2 separate regions of the Mus musculus genome follow, and region 1 is linked to region 2. A link is a loop called in an ENCODE intact Hi-C map of the cell type or tissue named here. Cell type or tissue: gastrocnemius. All regions are shown on one strand. Each heading gives the region's core, and the rest is flanking DNA. Links, peaks and the distances in the headings are about the cores only.

Region 1 (2,914 bases), core at 199-2,698, 290 kb after region 2:
ACATGTATGTGTCTGTGGAGGTAGGGTAGGTATGAGCTGGTTTGTGATCCAGACAGATTTCTAACTTCAAGGAGCAGAGATCTAAAAGTGAACGGGCACATTAGTTCTTTCCACTTCAAAGACTATGTCATGGCTTGGGTACTCTGTTGGCCAGTGAGTTAATGTCACTTTCGCAGGAGGACTTCGGCTGTAGTTAAATATTCTTATGCCCATAGCCTTGGCTATTCTCATGGACACTAGTCTGAAACTGCCCCTCTGGGTTTGAGGGTTTGGTTTTCTGTTTTGTTTTCTCTCATTTATTACATCTTGACCACAGTTTCCCCTTCCCCCAGTGCCCTCCCACACACCTCTTCTCTCTGAGATTCACTCCCTCCACCCTCTGCCTCCCCTCAGAAAAGAGCAGACTTCAACCAAACGTGGCCTAACAAGCTACAAGGAGACCAAGCACATCAAAGTTGGACAAGACAACCCTGTAGGAAGAAAGGGGCCCTAGAGGTAGGGACAGCCCCAGCTCTCACTCTTAGGATTCCCGCAGGAACATCAAGCTACTCTGCCATAGCATATATGCAGAGGACCTTTGACAGACCGGGCTCCCTGAGCTTTGTGAGCACCCATCAGTCCTAATCAGCTGAATCTGTGGGCTGTGTTCTCTTGGTGTCCCTGACCTCTCTGGCTCCTCCAATCTTTTCCTTCTCCACAGGACTCCTTGTGCTCAGCCTAATGTTTGAGTCTGGGACTCTGCATCTGCCATCAGTTGCTGGATGAAGTCCCTCTGGTCTCTTCGATGATGAATTCGCTAGGCTCCAGAGTCCTAGAACTCTCTCTAGGCAGAATAAACTGTAGGTCAGAGGTTGTATGGCTGGACTGGTTTCCCTGTCCCTCCTCTTGAGGTCGTGCCTGGTTACAGAAGAGTGCTGGTTCCGGCCCCGTGTCCTTCATTACTTGGAGTCTTGGTAGGGTTACTCTGGTAAATTCCATGGAGCTTTTATTGCACTGGGTTTCCACCTCTCCCTAAAATGTCCCCCAGTATTTTCTCCCCTTCATCTCTCCTGTTTCCAACCCCTCCCACACCCAGTCATCCTGTGAAATCTGTTCTATTTCCCCTTCCCAGGGAAATCCTTTCGTTCCTTTCCGACCCCCTTGAATCCTCCTTGTTACTTAGCCTCTCGGGGTCTGTGGACTGTAACATGATTTTATTTTACTTTACATCTAACTTTTTGTTTTTAATACAGGGTCTCACACTGTAGCTCAAGGAGGCCTCAAAATTATGTGTAACCTAGGCTGACCTCAAAACCGTGGTAATTCTCCTGCCTCAGCCTCCAGAGTGCTTGGATTACATGTGTAAGATAACATGCTCATGTTCTGCCTCAGGATTTTATAGGGTGTATCAATAAATGGTTTTGCTTTTTAGTCCTCAGTTTGGTCGTGATCTTTAAAACAGTATCACAGGCCTTGCTTTTCCTTTGATGTTGTCAGCAGCGACATCTAGTGGTCTTGTTGCCCGTGCCTTCAGAGTTAGTCCTCTTTTTGTAAAGTATTAAAACTGAGCCCAACCCCACATGTGTTCTGTGTTCAAATCAATCGATATGATAATAAACCTTTAGCTCTGTGACACTTTCTTGGATTTCTTTAAAAGTGTTATATGTCCTGAAGCCATTCCTAGTTACAAAGAAGAATGCTAGCAAAGGCAGCGAGACGTGTTAACAGGAAACCACCGTTAAACAGATCTGTAGTGTTTGGTGAAGCACACTCAATGAGTATCTGTTGCAGACTTGAATTTCATCGGTAATTACAGAGCCAGAGGATGTAGGCTTATAGAATGGAGAGAAATTTGTTCAGAGGCTGAAGGACGATAACATTAAAAAAGTAGCCATTAGGACACAGTCAGTGAGTTTTTAATCTACAAAGGTGAGGCTACCAGTGCCTATAATCCCAGCACTTAAGAGGCTGAGGCAGAAGGATTGCCATGAGTCCAAGGGCACACTGGGCTACATAATGACTGCCAAGCCAGGTAGGCCCAGCTATCAAAACTCTACCTCAAGCAAAGAACATAAATAAATGTACTACCGGCAGTTGTCACTTGACTGTCCCCAGGTCTTTATTTTACTGATGGTCCACATACTCTGCAGCTATACAGATGTTCTTGTACGGCTAGTGTTGTGGCTACCCAGTCAGAATGTATGGAAAATTCTAAATTATGGAACTTTTAAAGCATACAAATGGAGACTGGTGTGATCCCTCCCATACCTAAAAGCCAGAATGAGCACACCTAGATGGTGGTGTGTGTGCTTCATCTAGTTCTTCACTTGTTCCAGGTCCTTAACGCAAATTATAAACATTGTGGCATTTCTTTCTATGGATACAGACATTTTTCTTTGACCTTGTCCATTGATTATTAAATTTTTTTTTGCTCCATTTTCAATCGTTGAACATTGCAATCCCTAAACTTTGGAGTTTTGACCTCTTCCTTTATCCCTGATGGTGGGCTTCAAACCCATGTTGGATTGTAAATTTACCAGAGTCTTTGGGCCAAAGGCTGTAATCAAGCCAGCAAATACAACCAAAGCAAAATGGACAGGTGCAGTTTACAGGTTCCATAGGAAGGATCGGTGACATGGTCTGTTCCCCACAGGGTTATTCAGGGGCTGGGAAGAAATTGGTTCCTAATGTGGTAGTGTTGAGGGTGTTAAGGTGGAACTATCTTGGTCTAGGTTCTGTTGCTGTGAAGAGACCACCATGACCATAGCAACTCTTATAGAAGAAAGCATTCAACTGGGGCTGGCTTACGGTTTCAGCGATTTAGTCCATTTTCATCATGGCAGGAGTATGCAGCCCTCAGGCAGAACATGTTAGAGAATGTAAGTGAAAGTTCTATATCTGGATCCACAGGAAGAAGGGAGAGGGCCCCTCGACC
Region 2 (2,914 bases), core at 136-2,635:
TGTTTTATTCAATGACTACTCATTTGGAGTCTTATATGAATCTAAGGATGCTAGAAACCACGCCCTCAGGAACTTTACCATGCTGTGTGCAAACACCGACTAGAACCGTGGTACAGGGAAATGCACTGAGGTGACGTGACTTACATCCTATTTTTTTGTCTACCATAGGTGAATCATGTCATTTGAAACTGGCTCTGGTATAGAATGCCGGGCTTAAGCTAATGTGGTATAATTTGTGGTACGTATTCTAAAATTTTGAGTACAATAGTATGGTAAATTAATGATTCTTATTTTTACATGGGCAGGTTTTTTTTTTTTTTGGTAATTTTTACTTTATTTTTAGAAAATAATAAAGCAGACTTGGCTGCTCTAGAATTTCCTCTATAGCCCAGATTGGCCTTGAATTCCTCTTGCCACCACCCCCTATTACTTCACTGAGTGCTGGGGTTATAAGCATGAGCTGCCATACCCTACAAATAACTTCTTATCCTTCAAAACAAACTAACACGTCAAATAGAAGCAGGTTAAGATGTTCCAAGCTTTAATCCTAACACTTAGATGTAGAAGTATTTACAGTTCCAGGCTAGCCTAGGCTACAGATTCCTTCTAATTAAAAAATAAATTAAATTAGGTGCTACCAATTAATTAATAGTTGCTCAAAAAAGTTAAAGTTCATTTTTACAAAACTGTTTTAAAACTATTTTGTGTGTGGCAAAATGTCACTTTTTTTGGTTTTTGTTTTGACAAACAAAATAGTGGTTTAATCATCAATAAAACCAACAATCAGAAACTACCATCCTTCTACCATCCTTCTAACTTCTAAGCCCCTTTTAAAGTTAGCCCCTTCCCCATCTTTTGCCAGTGGTCACTACAGATCTATGTTCTGTCCAATTATAAAACAAACTCAGAACACATACACACACACACTGTTAACCTTTTATTTCGAAACAATATGGACTTACAGGAAATTGCAAAACCATTACCTAGAGTCCCAGGAATTTATTAGCTACTTAACATGGTAATCTTACACTACTTGCTCAAGACCAAAATTTCCCTTTTCACATTTGAAGACAGCAGTTTCATTTTGCCTGTTTCTTTTCTAAGAAATACTGTACTGTTTAAAGGACCAGACATGCTTTTCCTGAGATATTCTATCGGTCCCCATAACCCCTAAGACTCCTACATCTTCTGGTATTTTCCTTGGCCCTACCATTGCCTCTTGGTTTCATTTTACTGATTGGTATTTTCTGATTTTTGTGCTGCAAATGATACAGTTACTAGCATTCGAATTCCTAACTTCTCGCCCCAGCCTTAAATGGGTGGCAGTGACCACCTCATTTAGCTGGTACTGCTCTCTAGGCTCTTGGGGATGCTCGCGGCCCTCATCCTGGCTCGCACTCTACTTGTCACGAGTCCCCTGTTTATAGCCAGGCGTCTAGAATGACTGCGTGTGGGGAAGGGAGTGCAGATACCCTGGCTCGGGGTTGCCCCTGCCTGGCCGAGAGCACCAAGCGGGTTAGGCTCCGGGAAAGTGAAGGCTGCTGGCGCCCGGGTTGCAGGAAGGTCTCGCCCGGACGTCACCGTGCAGCCCCACTGCGCATGCTCACCGCAGCGCGGGCAGAGCTCCTCCGCTGCCGTGTCGCTCCTGCGGTCCCGGCCCCGCCCCGTCCCTCCCCGCTCCGCCCCGTGCGCGCCGCCGGCTCCAGGTCAGGGCGAGCGAGCGGGGTGAGTACACCTAACCTCGGCGACCTAACCACGGCGGTACCTCCGCCGCTGCCTGCAGCCCTCGCCCGCCTCCTGGGACCTGAGAAGGGTGGAGGATCGGCCAGCCAGTAACAGGCCTGGGAGGTGGGCGCGGGCCGCCCAGGCGACCTTTCCACCTTGTGCTAGGAATGTGCTCACGTGACCTTGAAACAAAGGAAGTTAAGTGACTGGCAGGCTTTTCAGATTTGCAGCCAACACAACCTCCTCCCCCCATAATCTATAAAACCGGGAAGGTGGGGGAGGGGGGCGGAGATAAAGGACTAGTTAACTGATTTATAGAAGCCATACTTGCATCTATAGTGATAATTATGAAAATCTTGGTAGTAAAGCCCAGGGTTTCAGAATCAAAATGGAGCCCCATTTTCTGCAGTTACATGTTTTCGGCAAGATGTAAATTGTTTCCAACTGTAAGGAAAAAACAAAACAAAACAAAACAAACCAACCAGAACAGTCTTGGGTTTGTTTTTGAGAGAGATTTGTACTATGTAGCCCACGCTGGCCTGGAACTCTAAACAACCCTGCCTCTGTCACACAAGTGTTGGGATTCCTAGTGGGCACTCTCATGCCTGTTTTACCTATCTTGAGCCTCTTGCCTCAGCCTCTCCTCAGAGAAGCTGAGTTTATAGACCCCCATCTCAGGTTACAGGGGCCATCAGCTTCCCTCCAGTGCTTGTGTTCATGTTTTAAGTTCTCTTTGACAATTGGCTTCCTCTTTCTAAGTGCAATAGTTCTTTTCCAAAGGCTTACTTTGGGTCATTATAATGTGACAGTGGCCCCCACTGTGGTGATGAAAGTGAACATTTATGATGGTTAGGGTTGGAGAACACAGACCCTGTGCAGGACTCAAGTCTATTTTAGGATTCCAGGTACCATTGCTCCTCATTGCTTCCAAAGTGTCCGATATTGACAGGAAAAAATGACACAGAATGAAAAACTTAGCAGAAAAAAAAAAATTCAGAGCAACAAGGGAGTTAAAAGTCTCACAGAGCAGTTTTAAAGACGTCATGCCTGAGCTTGATGGCCTATCCCTCTCACCCAAGTGTGGGGCAATGGGCTATACACACCCCAGCCTGGCATAGCTAGAGGCAGAGCTACCTCCATTTTGAGGCTAGCCTGCACTATGCATGGCTAGATCCTGTCTCAATGAGCA

What was found. A loop is a pair of places that touch in the nucleus more often than their neighbours do. Peaks named below come from ENCODE experiments on the same cell type or tissue, not always from the same donor. Only the 100,000 strongest peaks of a DNase experiment are listed, where the experiment ranks them.
Region 1: it touches region 2 in a loop (2.5-fold over the local background); 4 of 42 quality-filtered maps call a loop at or near these places.

The regions. Positions count from the first base shown.
Region 1 is chr13:90,928,608-90,931,521 of GRCm38, reverse strand. Gm46434 (a long non-coding RNA gene) reads left to right here. Exons shown (of 2, transcript XR_001781017.1): 1 at 1-495; 2 at 701-1,612. Among named protein-coding and RNA genes, the nearest start is that of Gm46434, 1.6 kb to the left of the region's middle. In gastrocnemius, for the core only: a CTCF peak has its summit at 1,490 (motif pointing left); a DNase peak (open chromatin) is centred at 1,482; H3K27ac peaks cover 344 bases.
Region 2 is chr13:91,222,750-91,225,663 of GRCm38, reverse strand. Atg10 (autophagy related 10) reads left to right here and starts at 1,677. Exons shown (of 8, transcript NM_025770.3): 1 at 1,677-1,725. In gastrocnemius, for the core only: no CTCF peak of the experiment used is centred there; a DNase peak (open chromatin) is centred at 1,635; H3K4me3 peaks cover 1,546 bases; H3K27ac peaks cover 2,073 bases.